Regions from separate parts of the Mus musculus genome. Here regions 1 and 3 are each linked to region 2. The links are chromatin loops, found by intact Hi-C in ENCODE. Cell type or tissue: heart. All regions are shown on one strand.

Region 1 (8,000 bases), 56 kb before region 2:
TCTTACACAGAAAGAAGATTTAAACTCTGGAGAAACTGAAAAGAAAACCTATTCAAACATTCCATCAGGCAGGATTAGGCCCAAGGCAAGGTTCAGCCATAGAGCGAGTGCCTGGCCTGCATGAAGCCCTGCCTGAGTTTGATCTCTAGTGTGGGAGTGTGAGCACACATGCATGCACATGTGCACCTGTACGTGTTGGCTGGAAGGTTGGGTGTACAAGGCCTTGAGGTTATGCGAGATCAAGATCGCTACTCTGAGAGAGTCAGAGGGAGGCAAATACCATATGATTAGAACAACAAAGTTCTTAAAATTGTGACGAAGACCTTAAAGGCAAGTGTATGGAATTCGTTAAGAGTTGTCACCAGGTGTTTCTGCTCAGTTAAGGGATGAAGAGAAAGCAAGCTAGTGGGAACACAGGACTGGGGAGATGGCTCAGTGGTCAAAGTACTTGCAACTCAAATGTAGGTATCTGAGTTCAGGTCCCCAGAGCCTCTGTAAACGCAGGGTGGGCTTGGTCACCCATCTCTAATTCCAGGTTGAGGAAGAAATGAAAGTACAGATACAGCAGTCTAAAGGTGGGTATAGAACTATTAGGTGTGTGAGTTATTGAAACAAAAGAGAAAGGCTTTCAAGAGCAAGTTGCAGGCTGAAGAGATGGCTCACTGGTTAAGAGCACTCATTGCTCTCTCAGAGGATTTGGGCTCAATTCTCACCTCCCATGTGCAGCCACGACCATCTGCAACTCCATTTCTAGAGGATCCGATGCCTCTTCTGACATCTATGGGCACCAGGTATATGTATATACATACATACAGGCAAAACACACACATAAATAAAATAAATCTAAGAATTAAAAGAATGCTGGACAAGTATATAGGAAGATGGAGGCTAAGACTGGTTTGCTGTATGTGGTGATAAAATAGTTCTAGAAAAATTTCAGAGCTAGGCACAGTGACACATGTACTCATCCCAGCATCTTAGGAGACTACAGCAGGTGGAAGTAAGCTCAAGGCAAGCCTGGGCTGCATTTCAAGACCCTGTCTAATAAATAAAACCAGGAGTAAGAGGGCCAAAGCCAGACTGTGGTTAAATGAGTGGTGGTGGAGCCCTGAGCTCTTCTGTTCAGTGATGACCAGACATGAAGTACTTTGCAGGGTGATGCTTTCTGCCTTACCTCTCCACCAAGACTGGCAGCTCCGTAATGGCTATGAGGCCACACCCAGCCCCTAGCAGTGAAGATACCAACTAGAGACCTAAGATCTCTGGTGTGGTACTGTCTGCTTCTGCCACATACAAGCCATGCACCTTGGGCGCGTGATCCTGTTTCCTCATCTATAAAATGGTAATAATCCTAACTTCCTTGTAACAGGCTATTGAAAGGAACAAATATAATGTATGCAAGTGGACATTGTGAATCAGTACTCTGGAAGGCACTGGTAATGAATAGTCAGTAAACATTAGCAGCTGCTTCATCTAGGGTGTTTATCTCTGATGATAAGTTCTTTGCTTACTTGTTTGTTCCAGGTTTGTTCCTTACATTGGAATTGTGACGATCCTCATGAATGACTATCCTAAATTTAAGGTGAGAGCACAACCTTATGTTTGATTAGAAGTGAACTGATGAGAGTGTGGCGCTCGCTCAGCAGCACACATGCGGAGCATGTGTGAGGCCCTGGATTCAGCCAGCTCCTCCAGGGATCTTTTGTTTACCTTTGGAGACTGTTAAATGGATTACAGCATGAAAACATAATGTAGTTTAGTGATTGATCCTGGTCACAATTGAGTTTATGACGATGAAGACTTCGGAGGTATTGGAAGCGTCCCTGACATGTGTTCCTGTTTCACTTTTTAGTATGCAGTACTGTTTCTGCTCGGTTTATTTGTGCTGGTCCATCGTGAGTAAGAAGTCGGACTCCCTGTTCCTAGGAAGCTGCTGTGCTTGTTGTTACTGAATGTTGGAGTAGATCCTGATCTGTGATTGCGGATTTTCGGAGGACACACACGTTGGCACTTCTTGGTAGCCCTGGTTTGCATTGCTTTGTGTTTCCACACCCGAGGCTGTGTGGGCGGGTGCATGTGCACCGTGGAGTGCACACAAGGGGACTGTCAATCACAGGGTTTCATATGTTGTCATTGTCACTCTTTCACATTTTTGTACATCAGTGAATTTTTTATATTAAAAGGTTGAGCCAAAGCCCCCAGTGTTTGTATTTTGAAGCCAAGCTTCACTTTAAAAGTGCCTACAGAGTTCTGTAAATGAAAACACAGCTCTGCATGAGTTCAAACCTGTCGTTCCTCCTTACAGTAGGAATGGCACATATTGAGGCGATCATAAGTCTTAACTTTTCAAAATTTTAAATAAAAGACTTTGCACATTGAACCCCTTTCCCTGAATTCTGTTTGTTGGGAAAGCTCCTGAAATGTGCCTTTCTTGGCTGGTTCTTAGTACCCATTATGGTTTAGAAAGGCTTTGATGTGGCTGGGCGTGGCAGCACATGCCTGTTATCCCAGCTCCTGGAATATCTCAGCATCAGAAGCTGAGGATCAGGAGTTCAAGGCCAGCCTGGGCTAAAGGAGAAAAAGCTGTAGTATATAAACAGTCCTTCAGCTGTGATAGTTGATCAAATATTAACAGGCTTTTTTGTTTTTTTGGTTTTTTTTGTCGAGGTTTGTTTTTGTTTCTGTGAAGCCAAAGTAGCCATTGACGTTCATAGGAAATGTCTTAGTCACAATCAATTCTTCACTAGGGTGTGACTCAGATGTGTATAATCCCAGATGGTGCAACTGAGAGGTCCAGAGAGATCTCACCTGGTTGCAAAGACACCTAACCTTTGTCCACTGTAGGTGCTTTCACCTACTCCTCGATATGTTAGCATTTGAACAAGACAGCCTTGCCTGCGGAATCCAGCACCCTACTCTCTCTAATTCTCATTTGCCTAAACCCTTTCACTTAAGTGGCTGGCTTTGCTTTTTTTTTTCTCTAATGCAAGCTTAAGTAGTGACTAAAAGCCCAATTGTGTTTTCTTTTCATTTTGAAATCAGAATGTAGGGTAAACCAATATGCAGTAACACAAAATACTTCTAATTCTGCCTTTCTTGTTTAATGTGAGATCTCCAAGCAAGCATGCAGTTAGCTTCTGTTTCTTCAGCCTGTGCTGTTTGCTAATGGAATGGAATAGGCAAGTTCCCAGAGCCTTCCCTATATAGAATACTGCTCCCTGAGACCATTAACTAGGCCTTAGCCTTCAAACTTTGCATATGGTGTTCAATGATACCAGCTCTTGGCTTTCTCAGCCTGAGAAACTTACTGCCCGTGATCCACGCATGCTCAGACTGCCTCTTCCGTGCATGGCAAAGAGTTATTACTCTTATTCCTTCCTTGACGGTCCCCTGTGAGAGAGAGACTTCATACTCTTTCTGATCAGTGTTCCACCTCTTTTCCCTTTCTTTGCTAGAAGCTTCTATTACAGAGGCTGCATTTTTCTTAAAAAGTAGCCAGAGCACTTAACACACTTGAATCATTCTATTAGCCAAAAGTAAAAAGATTATTTTGGGGAGAGTTATTATGTTCCCATGTTTTATACTAAGACTAAACACTAAGATTTGGGGAGCTAGAGAGGCCATGACTCAGCACTAAGAGTACTGGCTGTTCTTACAGAGGACCTGTTCTGTCCGACCTCTCTCAGCTTCCTCATGGCTGTTCACAGCCACTTGTATTTCCAGTTCCATGGGGGAATCCAATGCCCTCTTCTGACCTCCATGGGCACCGACAACATACGGTTATTCATGCATACATCCAGGCAAAACACATAAAAAAAATAAAGGCTAGAGAGGTGGTTGTTGGTTAACAGCATACACTGCACCTTTAGAGAACTTGAATTCAGTTCCCAGCACCAACATAAGGCAGCTCACAGCCATGTGGGACTCCAGTCCCAGGGGATCCAGTACTGCCTTCTGGCCTTCACAAGTGTGGGTGCACACACATACATACATGCACATATAGACACACGTAAATAAAAATATATCTTTCAAGAATAATAAGTCTTTAAAACTAAAAAATTAAACATTTGAGTTTTTTGAAAATATAAGAAATTAAAATGATTCTTGAAATGGGGGTGGTTGGAAACAGAATGCTCATTGGGGTACCTACTACTGTTGGAGAAATCCTAGGTTTTTTAGCACCCACATGGCAGCTCACAAACTGCCCATAACTCCAGCTCCAGGGAATCCCCACACTTTCTGGTCTCCTTGGACCACTACGCTCATGTACGCATACACAATTTAAAATAAATCTTAAAACACAGAAAACATAAGAAATGAGCCAGGCATATCAGTACACACTTATAGCCCAGACCACACAGGAGGCTGAGGCAGGAGAACTGTTTGAGCCCATGGGGTTGAGACCACCTGAGCGTCATGTTGAGACCAATTCACCAAAATGAAAATACAAGAAATGCCAGAGAAACAACTAGTAATTGAATTGACTTCCCAGTTGTTTGGGATTCGGCAAGATTAGTGGCGGTGTGGGGGACCTAGCCACTGGAAGGAATTGGAAATGGGAGAAGAACTGATAAAACTTTACATTGGAATGTGATGCTAGGAGGCTCTCTTGGCTCTCATAACTCCAGCTGTTACGTTGTCATTTCCTTAGTTCTGGTCCCACACCTCTGACTTGACCTTCCCACTTGTTTTTTTGTTTGTTATTTTTGGTTTTTTTAGATTTTTTATTTATTATATGTAAGTATACCGAAGCTGTCTTCTGACATACCAGAAGGGGGCATCAGATCTCATTACAGATGGTTGTGAGCCACCCTGTGGTTGCAGGAATTTGAACTCAGGACCTTAAGAAGAGCAGTCAGTGCTCTTAACCGCTGAGCCATCCCACCAGATCGACCTTCCCATTTTGAAACTCGAGCTTCCTGGCTAGTTCTCACATGTTCAGGGAGGTGCTAGGTGAAGCATTTTCCCATCTGTCTCACTGCTAAGCCCTTTGCCGTCCATTCTCCTTAGCAATTACCACTTCCTGTTGCTTGAGTACCACTCACCCTGCCCTTGTTTATTCCTTTCTGCCCTGCCTCGGTTCCTCCCCCATGATCTGATCCAGTCTGTGGGCACTGTGTTCCTTTGAGGGTGTATGCCTCTCACTTCAGGAGTACACTGTGACTGAAGCAGATGGCTTGTTTTCATTCGACCTCTGCCCTGCACGCCAGCTCAGCTCAGGCTTTGGATGCAGCTAGTGATGAACATGAGCATCTCCACGCCATCGTCCATGGTGTCCTTGCTGTATTGCCTCTTTCTCTTCTCTGTGCTTGTCTGAAGCTCGTCGTCTTTAGACATGATGTTGTCCTGCCTCTGGTCCTTTACAGTGTTTTGGATTTGGGGTATAGTCTCAAGATTGCTGGCGAGTTGTGGACTCCTCTGCTGCAGGAGCCTCGTTTTATAGACACTGTGCTCTGTTTCTCCCGCAGCATGAAGCAGCGTCTATTAAGTGCTGGGTATAGCCATGCGCTGGAAGCTGAGGCGTGGTATCTTAGATTAGTGTTGTTGTGAGCAGAGCGTATGAATCATTAAAGTGATTTGTACTTTCCTGTTATTTAGTAAGTACATTCTCTATTGGCCTTGCCAAATTTGAATCTGAACACTTCCTCTCACCCGGGCTCCATCTAAGCAGCACGAGTACCCTTCAGTGTTAATTCTGCCTTCTTATTTCTGTATGCCTGCAGACTCCTCCTGTGTTCTCTTTATTGGCTGGACTGTTGACATTTGTCACTTTACCTAGGGAGTCATAGGTTTTGAGAGCCTCGGCTTTCTTGATTGCTTGTGTATTTTTCTGGGGACTTGCAGAGGCTCTCCGGCATAGTGCTTTAGTGTTTATCACATTCAGCTAACCGCTCATCACATGCGGGAGACTCCATTCCGTCGTCTGCTGTCGCTCTTCTTATGACAGTGTTCTAACACTGTTGAGCTTCAAGGGATGATCTAATTGTAGCTGGCCCCGTGGACTCGCCCTTCCTTAGGGTGCTCTTTGAGCTAGGAAGGCGGTGCAAGCCATTTTCTGCCTGTCTGTACCTTCATCACCTTTTTCTGATGCTGGAACTGAACAATACCAGGGCCTGTGGTATTGTTGTAAAGTATGGTCTGGATATAGAAAACGCTTTTTAATCAAGGAATGTTATTGAGTCTAAAAGGATCAAGGCTTACCACAGATTGTGAAGACAGTCCTCCGATTGACTGTAAGCCTCACTCAGGACTCTCCCTGTCTCAGCTCTCCTCAGACCCCATCTCTGCATCCACATGGCTCTTAGCATGTAGACGTGACACCGTTGCTTATGCTGGTCACTGCCTGGAGTGCAGAAAAGAATTTCCTCAATGAACATCTGCTGTGTCAGATTTCCAGCTAGACCCAGCTACAGAGGTAAAGAGCAATCTTTGGTGACCTTTCAGAACTCTGCCTTGGTGGGCGGGGCATGTCTCAGCCTGTCCCACTGAGGAGCCTAGTGTGATGGTGGGCGGGGCATGTCTCAGCCTGTCCCACGGAGGAGCCTAGTGTGATCACAAACGATGCTAGGGAGGGGCTTGCAATGGAGTCCTGCCTACACTTGATGAATTCGGGTGATGCTTCCTGCTTCAGACTGCCCAGTGCTTTGTCCTTGTTCTCTCTAACATTGCCTCTGTGTCCCTCTTACCACTAGACTGAGGGTTGATTCCTTCAGGCAGTGGAACAGGACTGGTTTTGGATTCATCTTTGGGTATCTTCTAGTGCCTGATACAGTATTTTATTTATTTTAAAATTTATTTAAATACTTGTCTTATTCTGTACAGATAAAGCTAGTATTATGTGATAAAATATAAAATTGTAACTGAAGAAATTATTGTTGAAGTGGAAATGGATAAAACCAGATCTGAAATCAGTTGCCTTTTTAATCAAGGAATGTTATTGAGTCTAAAAGGATCAAGGCTTACCACAGATTGTGAAGACAGTCCTCCGATTGACTGTAAGCCTCACTCAGGACTCTCCCTGTCTCAGCTCTCCTCAGACCCCATCTCTGCATCCTAAGATGATGAAAGATTCTGTTGTCTCCTGGAAGAAATCTCTATCTTTTGACTCTTGGTTTTCTAGACTATAGTACAAAGAAGGAAACTGCTATTTCTGGGCTTTATAGATTGGGCATAAAACGTAATAAAAAGAAATTTGGGCGGGCTGGCGAGGTGGCTCAGTGGTTAAGAGCACCGACTGCTCTTCCGAAGGTCCCGAGTTCAAATCCCAGTAACCACATGGTGGCTCACAACCATCCGTAACGAAATCTGATGCCCTCTTCTGGAGTATCTGAGGATAGCTACAGTGTACTTACATATAATAAATAAATAAATAAATCTTTATTTTAAAAAAAAAGAAAGAAAAGAAATTTGGGTGGTGGTGATGCATACCTTTAATCCCAACATTCAGGAGGCAAAGACATCTCTGTGAGTTCCAGGACAGCCAGGGATAGATACACAGAGCAACCCTGTTACAACAACAACAACAGAAAGTTTAGAATAGTTTTCCAAGGACAAGGAACTCTTGGAACACCCTGTGGTGTTACATAATCCCTGTCCAAATTAGCCTGGTAAGCTTGCTGAGGCTGTTTCCCAGAAGTCTCTCAGTATAGTTAGTTTGGCAACATCTACAGAAAGCCACCTCCTGAATGGGTATGGCAGCCCCTGACTGTAATCCTGGCACAGAGAGAAGTGGAGGCAGGCACATTGCAAATTTAAGGCCCAGCCTTAGCTACAAACAGTGAATTCAAGGCCAACTTGAGCTACATGAGACCCAGTCTCAAAACACAAACCCAAAAGCCACATCCATCAGATATTTGAGCTTTCCTTATGATGATCTGTAAACTACTAAATCCATAGGGGTGTCTTCAGGAAATAGAAATCTGATATCCTCATTGTCTTAGTCAGGGTCTCTATTCCTGCACAAACATCATGACCAAGAAGCAGTTGGGGAGGAAAGGGTT
Region 2 (8,000 bases):
GGGGTGTGGGGGACACACACCTAGATCTGAGTAGTAGCTCTACAAAATATTCAAAGCAGTGGAATTAAAAACTATTTAAGTATTATGAAAGCAATGAATATTTATTTTTAAAAAATCATTACACCATAGAATCAGATAACATGCCCTCCCCCATGAAAATAGCAAAAGTTAAAACAGAACAGCAACAACAGAAAGAAAACTGAAGCTCCCAATGTCAATTTGTCCAAAATGACTACGTGAAACACAAATACATCGTAATTCTTCCTGGACATCCCGGGAACACTGAACCTAGACAGCTTATTAGCTAAGCCTGGCTCCGACACGCCCCCTCAGAACCTCAGTTTCCCCACCTGGTCAAGGAGGCGGCTCGGTGGGATGTCGTCGAGCATCCCTTCCCAGTGTAAAGCCTGCGTTCCTAGGCTGCGCGTACCCAGCGCTCTGGTGTGAGCGGAGCCTCGAGGGCTCCGAAGAACCAGGACGCAGAGCTGCGCGTCCAGCCCGTCGGGCGCGGACACCGACGCCCCTCCCCCAAACTGCCCTGAGCTGGCTCCAGGCCCGTTACTCGCTGTCTCTCTGGCTGTTCCCCGCGGGGCGCGCGGCTCCTGACCTGCCTCTCCCGCTCGCCTCTCCAGGGACCAGGTCCTGTTCCCGCTATCTCTCTGAGCGCAAAAGCACCCCACGGTCTGGCCCGGCCCGGCCCGGCCCCTCTGGATTCACCTCAGCTCAAGCCCAAGGGGCACAGAGAACAATGGACGGGAGAGGCCCGCCCATGGCCACTCTCATTGGCTGTCCACAACAGTTCCTGAAATTCTGCTCCACTATTGGTGAAAACTGCGTCCAGATGGGCGTTGGGAGGGAAGTTCCACCCGATGCATTGCGGGAAATGTAGTTTACCCAGAGACGGGGGGGGGGGTGGTTTGTACCTGAGCGAACAGAGGGTTTGATAGCCGTAAGTAATGCCTCCGGATCAGAGGCAGAGGACGACCCAGGACTAGCTGTCTGTCTTCTAGTACTGCCCAAAGCTTTCACCTGAGACAGATAGTGCCAATTCTCTAAAGCTCGCGTGTATTTATCTATAAAAAATGAAAGCTGGGTGAATGTATCAGTCTTTTTCAGCTGAGAATTGAGTGGCAAATGAGCCCTCGAGAGCCAAAAGCTGACTCTAAGCAGAGAAGAAATCTGCGCAATCAAAGTTCCTCTTGGCCCAAGTTCGCACCTCTCCTGGAAATTTGCAGCTACGCACAGGCATTTGCACTCCGGGGTTGCACTCCCCTTTGTTTTCACACGTGGTATTCTTGCGTCTTCACGAAAGCCCCGCCCCGCTCTTTCTGCTTTGTAAGTCCTAGTCTATAGTCGGCTCCTTGGAACCTGCCCTACAGTTAGGCAAGAGGTTAGCTCTGGGAGGGAATGACCACCCAGGCACCCTAAAACAGGACACAAAGGACAATAGTGGTCCTTCCAGATGGGTCATCTCAAGGTCCCCAAAACAGGATGTAAAGAACAGCAATAGATGGTAGTGGTCTACTAGTTGGCTCAGCTTCAACTGGCTTCAGGGTATCTCTAGATAAGAGTATGCATGGAGTGCCTGCTACCCCTTCACCAAGTGAACTTTTCAGCTTTGAGGGCACTTAAGCCCCAAGACTGGGTGAAATGAGCTTCCAAGAAAAGTGTGCCACTTTGTTTTAGTGCCCGCCTTAATGGAGGGACAGGGAGAGGATAACAGATAAAGGATAAATCTAAACCCACTTCTGTCCCCGACACAGCCATTCCTACTCTGTACGGATTGCTCTCTTCCCAAAGAGCATACAAACTTTTACTCCCTTACTCGCTCTAGTTAAAACCCTTGACTTGGGGGCTGGAGAGATGGTTCAGTGGTTAAGTGTGGGAAGCCGTTGCAGAGTGGCAGTTGCAGAGTGGCAGTTGCAGAGTGGCAGTTGGCTACTGCTGGCCACTACACATACATAGGCAGTGAAGGTTCTTTTGCCAAGACAAGTTAACCAATCAGATGTGAGACACACCTCTCCTAGGCCTATGTAAGCAGCACCAGTTCTGGGCTCAGGGTCTTTTCGCCTCTACAATCAAGCTCTCCCAATAAACGTGTGCAGAAGGATCCTGTTGCAGCGTCGTTCTTCCTGGCCAGTTGAGCGCGCGTAAGAGTTAAGAGCACTTGCTGCTCTTGCAGAAGACCCCAACACCTACATTACAGCTCACAACAGTTTGTGGGCCTGGTTCCATGGGATCCATACTAAATAAAAACAAGAGAGTAACTACCTGGACACTCAGGTAGGAAATCTAAGGGAGAAGTGATAAACAATATCCTCCGTGGTCTACGATAAAATGCACCTTTACCCACTGAGCCATCTCGCTGACCCAGGAACTGTTGTTTTCTCATTTTGTCGTTTGCTTTCTCGTAGTCTATCAAATGAAAGAATTTGAATGTTGGAGAGATAGTTTACTGGTAAATAGCACTTCCTGCTCATTCAAAGGATCCGAGTTCAGATCCCAGCACCCGTATGGGTGCCTTACAACTCCCTGTAACTCTGGCTCGCACGCGCGCGCACGCGCGCACACACACACACAAACATACACACAGCAAAATAAATTCATTTCTTCTGACTTAAAATGATATTTGGCTTTAAATTTTTTATTTTATTTTATTTTATTTTATTTTATTTTATTTTATGTGCACTGGTTTGAGGGTGTAGGATCTCCTGACTGGAGTTATAAAAGTTGTGAACTACCATGTGGGTGCGGGAGGTTGTACCAGGGTCCTCTGAAAGAGCAGCCAATGCTCTTAACCACCAAGCCATCTCTTCAGCCCCACATCTGGGTTTTGGTTTTTTTTTTAAGGTTCATTTTATTTTTTAATTTTTTAAGAAAAGACTTATATATTTTATTTATAAGTACATTATAGCTGTCTTCAGACACACCAGAAGAGGGCATCAGATCCCATTAAAGATGGTTGTAAGCCACCATGTGGTTGCTGGGACTTGAACTCAGGACCTCTGGAAGAGCAGTCAGTGCTCTTAACTGCTGAGCTCTCTCTCCATCACGGTTTATTTTATTTTTAATTATGTGTTTCTGTGTGGGTATTTGCATTTGAATTTGGATGCCCACAGAGGCCAGAGGTATTGGATCCTCTGGAACTGGAATTAGAGAAGGTTATTAACTGCCCAACGTGAGTGCTAAGAGTCAAACTTTGCTCCTCTGCAAGAGTAAGTGTGTGCTCTTAATCACCGAGCCACCTCTCCAGCCCCAAATCTGAATTTTTATCCAGTCAATTTCGTTCATCCTGTCTTTTTATAGATTCTGAATTGGATTTCCACATCACCCCCAAAAACGTTTGTTTTCTGTTTTATAAAAAAGAAAGAAAGGCCAAGGATATGTTTGGAGGTGGTGTGGTATGATGAGGTGAGGGGGTGCCTCTGTGGGCCCATGCTCAGGCACAGGACGAGGTATAGTATAAACTAGAGTTCATTTAGGGCATGGGGAGGGGAGTTAGGGGGTAATAGAGGCAGAGAAAGGCAGAGAGAGAGAGAGAGAGAGAGAGAGAGAGAGAGAGAGGCTGACCATTAACCCGTGGAGAGATGTGGGGAGGGGAATGGGGAGAGAAGGGGCAGAAAGGGAGGAGAGTTAGAGAGTAAAAGAGTAAGAGAGAAGCCGGGCGCGTGGTGGCGCACACCTTTATTCCCAGCACTCAGAAGGCAGAGGCAAACGGATTTCTGAGTTCGAGGCGAACCTGGTCTACAAAGTGAGTTCCAGGACAGCCAGAGCTATACAGAGAAACCCTGTCTCAAAAAAAAAAAAAAAAAAAAAAAAAAAAAAAGAGTAAGAGAAGACAGGCAAGCAGTCCCTTCTATAGTGAGTCAGGCATACCTAGCTGTTGCCAGGTAACCATGGTGTGGAGCCTAGAAGAAACTGTAACAGTTTGAATGCACCATTTCTTCACTAATTAACCTCATTTATCAAAACACAAAAGAAGGGCTGGAGAGGTGACTCCAAAGTTAAGAGTACTTGTCTGTAACTCCAGTCTCAGGGCATACAAGGACATTTTGAACTCAGCGGGTACCAGGCACACACACAGTGCTCTCACATGCAGGCAAGCAAAATAATCATACACATAAAATAATAAAAATAAATTTTAAAAAAGGAGATACTTAACTAAAAAAGATGCTCAAGAAGTATGTAGAGGTTTGTTACTAGGTATAAGAGTGAACCTTAGCATCAATAGCTGCTCACTGATTAATTCAGTAGTCCTAAACTGACCACATGCGAACAGTGCCACCTCCAGGCCAACCTAGGAACTCTACGCTAAGTTCCTGGATGTAATTGCCAGCTGCCGCCATGGCTCCTGCCATCAGTATGCCTGGAGAGGAGAGCTAAAAGAACATTGCCGCAGCGAAAGCCTTTCATCCCAGCACTTGGGAGGCAGAGGCAGGCAGATTTCTGAGTCCGAGGCCAGCATGATCTACAGAGTGAGTTCCAGGACAGCCAGGGCTATACAGAGAAACCCCAAAGAATATTGCCAGTGGAGTGACCTTATATCAACAGAGAAATGTCCCTTTGTGCGCCCAGCCTCACCACCAGTGGAAATTTCCACAAGGGAAGGATTTGATGGGTCAGTGGAGTGCACCTCTGGAACTTTCCAGAAGTCCAAAAATCCTTTTATTTTTGTTCCCATCCCAAACCAACTGCTGACCATAAGAACTGGAATTAGTTCGTCACCGAAGTGCCCTACAGCCAGTCTTCACAATTCTGTGACTCAAGCTCAGGGACGCTGGCTTTGGCCTAGGTCATCCATCCCAGTTGAAACAAAAAATAAGTCACATGTGAGACCAACTCAGGGCCTAACGGTACTGTTGAGGAGGGGCTTGCTGCCACAGCTAATCTCTGAGACCACCATGGGACAGAAAGGCTGAGGCAGGTTAGGCAGCCAGGGGGAATTATGGGTAATAGGAAGGAAATCCACCAAGGACTCTGGTTCAAGTTTCTAACCAGCTGAAAGTCAAGACTTCCAACACAATTTCATTTGCTTAAGGCTTCGTCTCCTTTCCCAGCTGTAAACCTATAAATTTCTAGGGATATTCTATTGATTTCATTTCTTATTCATTTACCTTCTTGCATGTATGCTTGTACACATGCATTCAAGGCACAAAGCAAATGGAGAAGTCAGAGGACAATTTGCAGGAGTTGGATCTCTTCTTTTGCCATGAATCCCATCCCTGGCTGAGACATCCAACTCACTGGTCCCCAGTGTTCTAAGAATCTGACAAGAAACCTCTTTGGCAATAGAAGAGATATCCTAAAACCTTTGTGCAATCCTAACAGATTGAGTTTTTCAGATTATACTCCCATCCAAGACACTTTCAGATCCTATAACTCACTTGTCAAAAACAGAGAGAGGGAGGGGCTGGCCATGGTGGTGCACGCCTCTAATCTCAACACTTTGGAGGCAGAGGCATGTGGATCTCTGTGAGCTCAAAGGCAGACTGGTCTACATAGTGAGTCCCAGGTCAGCCAGGGTTACACACAGTAAGATACTATCCATAAACAAAGCAAATAAAAAATATGTGCATATATATGTATATATATATAGAGAGAAGAGGGGGACTGGAGAGATGGCTCAGTGGTTAGAGCACTGCTGCTCTTGCAGAAGACCCAGGTTCAGTTACCAGCCCTGCCCTGGGGGATCACAAGTTTCTGATTCTAGTTTCAGGAGACCTAGCACCCTCCTCTAGGTTCCAAAGGCACTGGGCATGCATGTGGCAGTACACATTCATACACACTAAATTAAAAAATAAGCCAGGCAGTGCCCCAATTAAATGTTTTCCTTTATAAGACTTTCTGTGGTCATGGTGTCTCTTCACAGCACTAAAGCCCTAACAATGACAATGGTCATATGGGTTTTCTGTTTGTTTGTTTGTTTCTTGCTTGCTTGCTTGCATGTTCTTACTTGTGGTTTCACTTGTGCACATTAAGTATGACAGAGAGGAGGTTTGGTTCCTTAGGCCCTTTCTTCTTTGGGGGAAGCTGGCTTTTCTCTTAGTTGTTCTGTGCTGACCAGGGCTTCTCTGTGACTGGGGGCTAGGCTCTACTCCAGCCCCTTCCTGGCAGGAGAACAGATCTGCAACCTCTGGCTGGTTCCCATGCCCTATTCTGAATTTCTCTATTCAAAGACATTTGTGGGAAGGCACAAGGGTGCTCTAGGCTGGACAAAATGACTCAGAGGCAGTCCCAGTGTGGGGTGGTCCTTGGCAAGACATAGAGGCATGAGTGACACCAGGGACAGCTTATGTCTCAGAAGGATTTATCTCCATAATCTGCAATGTTCTCTAAGGTTTTATAAAACTAATTATAAAGATAGGATTGAAATAAGAGGAAGGAAAATTTAACACACACAGAGGGAGAGAGGACACACACACACACACACACACACACACACACACAGAGGCTGTTTAGTTTATAAGAAAAAAAATGTGTCCCTAAAATAGCTGGCTATTGGAAAGAAAAAAAAAAAAATCCTGTAACCTTCAGCAAAAATAATGAACTTGTCACAGACAAGAGCAGTTTCCATGCAAGTTTCCTAACCATGAGCTGTTCTCATCACAAACCCCACTGCAAACTGCAATTTATGGAACCACATTGCTCAGAAAGTTGAGATCTCCTCAGGGAATTGCCTGGTGCCAAAGATTACTCTTAATAGGTTTCTCCTATTATACATTTGAGATCTCTCTCTCTCTCTCTCTCTCTCTCTCTCTCTCACACACACACACACACACACACACACACACACCCCTTGAATTTTTCTTGAAAAAAACAAAATTAATGCCCACCAGCACAGTGGTACTCATCTTTAATCTCTGCCAGTACTTGAGAGGCAGAGGCAGGCAGATCTCTATGAGTTGGAGGCCAGCTTGGACTACATAGCGAGGTTCCACGGCAGACAGGTTACACTATAAGACTCTATTTCAAATAAGTAAATTAAATGACTAAAAATAAAAATAGTCCACTCAGAAACCAGGACAAGCATAAAGCTAAGTTTGCTCGTGTAAGTAAGTGTGATATAGTGTCACAAGTCAGTGATTCCAGGACTCAAGAGATAGAGGCAGGAGGATCAAGTGTTCAAGGCCAGTGTGGGCTACACAGAGTTCCAGGCTAGCAAGGAATACAAAGCAAGACCTGTCTTAAAAAATTAGAGCAGATCGCATGATGGCTCAGGTTAAGCACTTGCTTTACAAGCGTGAGCGCTAGAGTTTGGATGCCCAGAAACGAGTAAATGCCAGGTATGCATGATGGCCTGCCTCCTATGTCAGCCTTGGAAAGTGGAGATGGGAGCTCACTCTCCAGAGGAAGCTCCTTAGTAAGATTAGTCATATCAGTGAGCTCTGGGTTTGATTGAGAGACCCTGGATAAAGTGGGAAAGCAATGGAAGGTAATTCTCAACATCAGCCTCGGCCCTCCACGTGCTCTGGTCCACACATGCATGTATATCCACACACAAGTGCACTCTCACACAGGAAAAGTCATGTATACACACATGCATACACACATGCATACACACATGTATACACACATGCATACACACATGCATACACACATGCATACACACATGCATACACACATGCATACACACATGCATACACACGTGTATACACACATGTATACACACATGCATACACACATGTATACAAACATGTATGCACATATGCATACACACATGTATACACACATGCATGCACACATGTATGCGCACATGTATACACACATGCATACACACATGTATACACACATCATACACACATGCATACACATGTATGCACACATGCATACACACATGTATATGAACATGCATACATACATGTATATACACATGCATATATACATGTATACACACATGCATACCACAGCACATGCATGAAAAACGGGAGTGGGGTAGAAACAGATCATGACCAGGTGTGATAACACGTCTACTAAGCCAAACAAATAAGAAAAATAAAAAT
Region 3 (8,000 bases), 200 kb before region 2:
TCCAGGATGGCAGGATTAACATGTAAGAGGCAGGGGCCACTATCACAGGAAGATGGATACGGTATCCAAAGCCAGGCACCGGGCTCCTGTGGCTGGTGGCTGCCTGTTCCATCCCCAAGATGTCCGTTCCAAAGGCAGAGGGAGGGCTATCAATGCAAGCATCTCAACAGTTCCTGCCCATATCTTTATTCTTGAATCCCAGGCCCATGCAAGCATCAATTCTGGTCCCTATGCGACCCTTGCCCAAGTGAGTACTCTCTTCCGCCCTCCCCATCACCATCCAGACCTCCCTTCACCCCATGCAGCCTGGTTAGTGTACCGAGCAGTCATCCAGTGGCCTCTCAAAAGCAGTCGGAGAATGTAATGCAATATGCGTTTACCTTCCAGAGCTGGGGTGAGACAACCGGTTGCTTGATAAGCTAAGCAAAAACAGTAAATGGAATCATTAGGCCCAAAAGCAAGGAGAGGAGGAGGCAAAATCAACAACACTCACAGAGTATTAATCAGCCACCATCTGAGACCCAGAGGCCTTTCTATTAAAAGGGACCAGCTGTCTTAGTTGGCGGCTCCTGTTAGCAGCAAGTGTCCTCACCACTGGACACCAATATATCTGAAACGGAGAGCTCGTTAGGTGCAGCAGGGTCCAGGAAATCTGTTAGGCAGGATGGAGGTCCTTGGGGGCTGTGCTTTGAGAGAAAGGTATACATCAGGCGTGAGTGTCTCTCCCCAGGGGACACCTACGCCTGTTCCCCCACCCGCCCAGGGCATACCAGCCTTCGGGTGGCTGTGGCTTCAGTTCTTGCCTTTGAGAAAGAGCAGCAGCATTCCTGGAAATCCCCGCATGGACAGGTGGCTTGGAGAACACCCACCATTAATATGTTAAAGTCCGGTTAAAGAGCAAGGCAAACCAGCTGGGAGAGCGAGGAGGAGGGACACCAAGCAGTTAATTCAGCGGGAGCTAGAGACACCCAGCTCCCTGGATCCGGCATCCCATCCTGCTTAGGGTCCTGGGGCACAGACTAGAGCCTGCCTCCTCCTCTGGGGACAGAGACTCACTCACAAGTAATGGAGCATCAGTCCCTTGGTGGGAGCCATCTTTGACCTCTTCCTCCAGCAGATCTCAGGTCTTTGGAAGACGGCAAGAGCCACCCCACCCCTTCACTCTTTTTTATAGCACCCTAAGTCTGCTCGCTGGCACTCAGGGGAGCCCACGATCCTATCGCTTGATAACCCACCCTCTTTCCCTCCCTTGAGCACGGGTTTCTTGGATGCCACCAGCGTTCTTCCAAATCCCTAAGCTCCAGACCCGCCATCTTGAACTCTTCCTTCTCCTCTGTCCCACAAATCCAATCAACACTTCTTTCTCCTTTTCTAACACTCTCTCCTTGTTACTGTGCTCGGCTCTAGAGCCAGACAGCTCCATACTTAACAGCCCTCCTTATCAACGATCCCCTCGTAGGCTGTTGTTTGGGTTTTGTTTGGGTTTTGTTACTCTGCCTGCTTGTTTGGTTGGTTTGGGGGGAACAAGGTCTCATGAAACCCAGGTAGACTTCAAACCTACTGTGTAGCCAGAACTGGTTTTGAATTCCCAGTGATCCTTCTGCCTCAGCCTCCTTAGTGCTGGGATTACAGGTGTACAGCACCATAGACTTCACACACTGCTCTGTAGAAAACGCAGCAGTATACCCTCTGCAAGTATGTCTAGACTCAACTCGATGTCAACAAGGAAGATCCTCCCTGGTCGTCTTACAATCCCTTCCAACATCCAGGTTCTACTGCAGCCAAGCCCATCCCTAACTGGCAAGGTCACACCCAAGGCTACCATTTCTTGTCTCTCTTCTGTTGAGCTAACTCTTGCCCACACAGCCTTCAAAACATAGTGCTACCCATGCAATGGGTAATCGTGATTGTTTTTATGAGAGAAGGAGGCAGAGAAGAAAAGGAACAGCATTTTCAAATAGGAGGGGTTCTGCACCCCCCTGCCCCCAGTGGGAGTCACGGTTTCAGAAGAGCCAGGAAAAGGGCATGGACACACACACCGCAGGCACCTTTGTTTGGAGCCTTAAAAAAATCTGTGTGGGCACAACCTCCCTTAGTCCCGAGGTACTGGCCACCTCTGGCCTTCTCTGACCACACGCTACCTTTGTCCCTCTCCTTGGAACTGAGTGATTTCCCCTTGAGTCTGGACCTCCTCCCGCGGAAGGAGAGGCATTGGGCCAGTTTTCTAATTTACAACGGAAAATGGCAGGTTCCACCCCCACGTGGGCAAGAGCCAGTGAGTCCTCGCCGCCGCCCCCACTCTGGCTCTTCACACAGCTTTCTTTCCTGGCCCCGCAGTCACTCAGCTTTCACCTTGCATGTCTGTTTGTTATGGGTTTTTTTTGGGTTTTTTTCTAAGATTTTATTGGGGTGGGGGGACAGATAGGGGGTTTTCGGAGGGGAAACAGGAAAGGGAATAACATTTGAAATGAAAATAAAGAAAATATCTAATTAAAAAAAAAAAGGAGCTGGGCAATGGTGGAGCATGCCTTTAATCCCAGCACTTGGGAGGCAGAAGCAGGCTGATTTCTGAGTTCGAGGCCAGCCTGGTCTACAGAGTGAGTTCCAGGATAGCCAGGGCTATACAGAGAAACCCTGTCTTGAAAAAGAAGAAGAAGAAGAAGAAGAAGAAGAAGAAGAAGAAGAAGAAGAAGAAGAAGAAGAAGAAGAAGAAGAAGAGGAGGAGGAGGAGGAGGAGGAGGAGGAGGAAGAGGAGGAAGAGGAAGAAGAAAGAAGAAAGAAGAAGAAAGAAGAAGAAAGAAGAAGGAAGAAGAAAGAAGAAGGAAGAAAGAAGAATTAATTAATTAATTAATTAATTAATTTTCAAGACAGGGTTTCTCTGTGTAACCCTGGCTATCCTGGATCTATCCCTGTAGACCAGGCTGGGTTTGAACTCACAGAGGTCCACCTGCCTTTGCCTACTGGGTGCTGGGATTAAAGGCACGCTCTATTATTAAAGGTCTATTTCTATTATTTTAAAAGTGTGTGTGTGTACAGGTGCCTTAGGAGGACAGAGGGACAGAGGCATCAGATCCCCTGGAGCTGGAGTTGTAGGTGGTTGTGAGCCACCAAGTGTGGGTGCTGGGAACGGAGACCAGGTCCTCTGAAAGAGCAGCATACACTCTTAAGTGCTGAGCCATTACTCTAGCCTGATTTATATTATGTTTAGTCATGTGCACTGGGTGGGGAAGATGCCCAAATGTGTGCAGATGCCATCAGAGGCCAGAAGATGGCACCAGATCCCTTGAGCTGTAGTTACAGACAGTTGTGAGAAGCCCAACCTGGATCTTGGGAACCAAATCTTGTGTCCTCTAGAAAAGCAGGTAAGCTCTCTTAGCTGCTGAACCATTGTACAGGCCCCCGACCTTACATGTTAATCAGGCTGAGAATCTGAGGCCCCTGTAGGCACCAGGTCATCAGAGGGCAGGTCTTGTGGAGGCCTGGCTGACCAATCTGGAGCAGCAGAGCTTCTGGGTGTGTGGAGTGTGAGGTGGGCCAGGGAGCATCAGAGACAGCTAACATTGGAGCTGAAGGGTTTTAGAGTTTTGGTCATGCCTCTGTTGCAGAGTTGGAATTCAGGACTCAGAATAGGCCTTCTAAAACGGGGACAGGCATGGAAGCTGGGGGCCTCCCATCCTGCTGCTAGCCACCTATGCTGAGACATAAAAGGTTTGCAGAAAGTTCTGGCCCAATGCCTTAGTTTCTCTAACACCCTAGACAACCTGCCTTACCCAAGAGGAACAGCAGAGATTGTTTCAAAGTGGTTGGGAGCAATGCCATAGCCTTTATTTTCCCATGAAGCCGACAGAATTTGGGCCTTTGTGAATCAAGAGGCCAGGGACTTGACAAACTTCTGAGTGTCACACATAAGGTGGTCAGTCATTATTGCCTATTCTCAACTTCGATTCTTTAGAATACTCTAGCCTACCCACACACTATCCTCCCAGAGGGGTCAGCTCCTTACTGCTAGGAGAACAAAAAGATTGTCTATCAGTTAGGACAGCCACGTGGGAATATCTGCCTTGGACCTACATAGCCCTGGATATCCTTGAACTGAAATGAGACTAGAAATACCCCCGAGGACCATGGGGCAGGCAGGAAGTGTGGGACACATAGACTCTGGAGCCCCAGCCACATGGCAATTGTCCATAGCCCCCAGGGAAAGCCCAGCCTCAGAGCCCAAGGGAAGGACCCCTTAAGAGCTTCACAGCGAGCCAGGGGGTGGTGACATGCACCTGTAATCCAAGCACTTGGGTGCAGGGGCAGGCGGGTCTCTGAGTTCGAGGCCAGCCTAGTCTACAGAATGAGCTCCAGGACAGCCCGAGCTACACAGATTAACCCTGTCCCTCAGAACAAACAAACAAACAAACAACAGCAGCAGCAACAAAAACCAAAAAGAGCTCTGCAGGAGATCTACAAAAAAGGCAGACCCAAAAGATGTTGAATTCAAAATGGAGGGCAGAACTTGCTTCGCAGCCAAGACCCTGGGCTGGAGCTGGACAGAGCTAGTAAAGTCCTCAAAGGACCCCTTCTTTGTTTCTTGGGCTCCATTCACCTCCACAGGAAGTCAGTCATTTGAGGGGCAGCAGACTGTGCAACCCATCCTCCAACATAAGTCAGACCTTTCCATAGTGCTGGGAACTGTCCCTCCCCCAGCCTGAGCTCAGCCCACTTCACAATCCCTTTTTGGCCATAGGCTCTTCCAGAAGCCAAGCAAACCTGGCTGCTCTGGTCAGGACCCGTTTGGGTCTGTAGCCAGTTGGCAGGGGGTGGAAGAGTACAGGGGAAACTGTCCCAAGTCCAGGGCTAGAAAATCCTTTCCCACTGCTCCTACCCGGAGCCTTCGGATACCCAACAAGAATAGTCGTCTTACAGCATCCCCACTAAGGTCCAAGGACTCAAGCCAGACAAACTTTTCTCACTTCCCGCCCTCTGGCTGATACACTATAAAAATGTCTAACACAAGCTCATCCAGGAAACATCCCCAGGTCCAAGCCTCCAGCCTTGTTCCTAACAGCTCCGAACTCACTCCCCTCTGCCTGGCTTTCAAAGCATCCTTTCTTCCCTTCCTCCACTGCAACATCTCCAAGAAGAATCCTGCTTCCTTTTCTTCTCTTTGTTCACTGCTATTGACAAAGGCCAGATGCAGAAAGAAGTGATACCCAGATAAATCACTTAGCCTAGTGAGATAAGCGATAAGTCACAGTGACAAGTGAGAAGCACGAGGCTCTCACAGGGCAGGCTGCTTCACTAAGGAGCACAATAAATGTCCACATTTCCTTGCAGCATTCCACAGAGCCAACAACTGGGGAAATGGTGCCCTACCACAACCCCCAGCAACCCAGGAGCCTGGGTGAGTTTGACTTAGTCACAGTACCGGCCCTCAGTCCTACCCCAAACACGTGACACCATTTGCCGAGTTTTATGCAGAAACAGGTTCCGGTTACATTTGAACTTTTCCAACTCCAAGGTCAATAGGACTCTGACGATCCAGGAAGTGCCCAGGGCTTCTTTTCCTGACTGTCCTTCGAGCCTGTATGTATTTATTCTCTCTCTCTCTCTCTCTCTCTCTCTCTCTGAGCGGAGAGCAGAAGTCTGTAAATAGTGTCTCAGAGAAGCAAGTTACGCAAGCTAAATTTTGGTGCTAAGAAGTAACAGCCTACTCCAAGGCCCACCCTGTTACATTTCCTTTTGGAAAATGGGCTCAGGAGCAGAGGGAAGCTGAGCTGCCCACAAGGGGCAGGAAGTTCCTGTCTCCGTGTCTCCAGGGCGATGCACTTGTTCTTGGGTGTCTGCATCTTGTTCTTAGAGTGTCTTTTGCAAGGCTTGCCTAGTGTCTGTGTATCCTTTGCAACTAGGGATAACCTAGCTCCTAAAACAAAGCCTTCCAATGTCTCTTTCTGCAAGGCCAATAAAGGGTTCACCAGTCCCACCCCTCCTGTGCCAGTTCAACCCCTACTGGGTCCCACTGGGCAGGGCAATTGACTCCTTCTGAGCTTCAAGCCACAGATCCTCCCTAGATCCCCAGACAAGGCCAACAAACAGCCACCTCCTGGCACCTTCCTCTCAACCAGACACAACACAGTGCAGGAAGGCCAAAGCCCTAGGCCCAGGGGAGGAACTTCAGTTATCACAAGGCCGATCTCGGACTCTAAGCTAAACAGCCTCTAATGGCTCCCCCCACACCCATCAACCAGCAGTCCCCTCCTTTGAAGCCTGAGGAATTTCAGCCACTCTGGATCCCCTTATCACTAACTGTGGAATTCAGCCCTGGGGTTAGCTTGGTGTGGGCGAGGGAGATAAGGAAAGGGCCCCTGTAAAATCACTCCAAACTATGGCCTTTCCCCTCTTGGGCCACACATTTGAAACCCTGGGGCCCTCAAGGGACCAAAAGGGTACCAAGAGGGTCCTCAGGGCCTTAGGGTTGAGAAAGTTTGAGGGCCCCGGTTTTACCCAGGCCTCCAGATTTCAGAGTGCTTTTGAGAGCCTGGCCACACCCGGCCACCACCCAAAGGACAGAGCAGCCTGGGGCAACCCAGGGCCCTGGGCGACTCACCTAGCCTCTGGCCGCACGCTAAGCAAGTAGCTGCGACTGGCTGGGCCGGGCGTCCACACCGGCCCGTCGTCCTCGCTATCTCCACCAGCTCCTGCTCGACCACCCAGGCCCCAGCCCCGGCCCGCGGCCCTCCGCGACCCCATGGCACCGCAGCCCCTGCCTCCAGCCCCGGCTCCTGCCCGACTCTGACGCGCGCCCCTATTTATAACCCGGGGCTGCTGTCACCTGCTGCTGTCCCTCCCCCGGTTTAGGCAGCTACTCAGCCTAACCCGGGAGCCAGGGAGGCCTGCAGAGAAACTCCGTGAATGCCGACCCAGAGACAGAAAGAAAGGGTCCTTAGAACCCCAGCCTCCTCACAACTTTCTTCTGGCTTTCTTTCAGTTTTTAGAGAAACAAGTAGAACGAGGGTAGAGAAGAGTTCCTAGGGGAGGAGAGCTTAAGATAGATCCTGAAAGGGGCCACACTGACAGCCACCAGCCAGTGGTCTGTGGGCCACTACTTAAGACATACTCTGTCACCTCTATCAGTGACCTCCCTCTATCCAAAGGAGCCCAAGATTCCTGGGTATACATTGTGTGTCTCCCCCAAACCCTTAGCAGTATCTAGCATAGATTAGTGGTTCATCAAAGGCTTCTAGAATAATCCAACCTCTTCCATCCCTTCAGGCTCCATTTCCTAAGGTCAGAAAATGGGCCAAGTCCTAATGCTTAGAAAAACGATTCTATCCTTCACCGTTCCCAGAGCAAGCTGCTAAGCACAGCTTAAACCTGGCGCTTAGTTTTTGGGAGTGACCACAGTGGGTTTATCTGTCCCTGACCACAGACCTAACCTGGGCCAATCAAAGGTCTTCACCGAAATATTTGTTTATTCTCTCTCTCAGTCCTGGCTTCAAGGCAATTGCTGAGACTACAGGTGTGTGCCTTCATTCCTGACTTACCAAAACACTCTTTAAAAAAAAAATGCATTCCCTATATTTTCTTTTCTTTCCTGCCTCTAAGCTCTCCTTTGCTCTCCTGCTCACTCTATTTCAATTTCATGGCCTCTTTTTCTTTAATTCTTGTTACAAATATTTCTTTAATTGTTGTTACACCACACACACACACACACACAACCTGCCCAGTCTGTATAATGTTACGTGTGTGTATATCTTCAGGCTGACCGTTTGGTACTGGATAACCAGTTGGTCTGCTTCCCCTTGGGGAAGACTGTTTCTCTGGCTCTCAGCATTCCTTAATTGCCTATAGTTATTTGTTTAGGTTTGAGGCCCTGTGAACTTTCCCTGTTCCATGACAGCACGGTTACTTGTATCATCCCTCATCAGGTCATGTTTAGGCAGCATGTCTAGGTGTTGGTGAGACTTCATGTATATAATTTCTGACATTTCTAGGAGATACACTGTTACCGA

Evidence for each region. A loop is a pair of places that touch in the nucleus more often than their neighbours do. Peaks named below come from ENCODE experiments on the same cell type or tissue, not always from the same donor. Only the 100,000 strongest peaks of a DNase experiment are listed, where the experiment ranks them.
Region 1: it touches region 2 in a loop (5-fold over the local background); 2 of 42 quality-filtered maps call a loop at or near these places.
Region 3: a loop joins it to region 2, with 2.6 times the contacts of the local background. A loop is called at or near these places in 5 of 42 quality-filtered maps.

The regions. Positions count from the first base shown.
Region 1 is chr7:80,909,757-80,917,756 of GRCm38, reverse strand. It overlaps Sec11a (SEC11 homolog A, signal peptidase complex subunit), which reads left to right. Exons shown (of 6, transcript NM_019951.1): 5 at 1,525-1,582; 6 at 1,853-2,378. The coding sequence ends at 1,903. Gm51451 (a long non-coding RNA gene) reads right to left here and starts at 7,240. Exons shown (of 3, transcript XR_003946654.1): 1 at 6,438-7,240; 2 at 6,202-6,343. In heart, CTCF peaks have their summits at 4,773 (motif pointing right) and 7,337 (motif pointing left); no DNase peak of the experiment used is centred here.
Region 2 is chr7:80,853,685-80,861,684 of GRCm38, reverse strand. It overlaps Zscan2 (zinc finger and SCAN domain containing 2), which reads right to left and starts at 754. Exons shown (of 3, transcript NM_001382511.1): 1 at 608-754. In heart, a CTCF peak has its summit at 4,295 (motif pointing left); DNase peaks (open chromatin) are centred at 774, 1,304 and 4,324; H3K4me3 peaks cover 1,682 bases; H3K27ac peaks cover 1,560 bases.
Region 3 is chr7:81,056,368-81,064,367 of GRCm38, reverse strand. Alpk3 (alpha-kinase 3) reads right to left here and starts at 6,768. Exons shown (of 14, transcript NM_054085.2): 1 at 6,596-6,768; 2 at 381-419. The coding sequence starts at 6,738. In heart, a CTCF peak has its summit at 3,257 (motif pointing right); DNase peaks (open chromatin) are centred at 4,206, 4,817, 6,137, 6,757 and 3 weaker places; H3K4me3 peaks cover 3,277 bases; H3K27ac peaks cover 6,556 bases.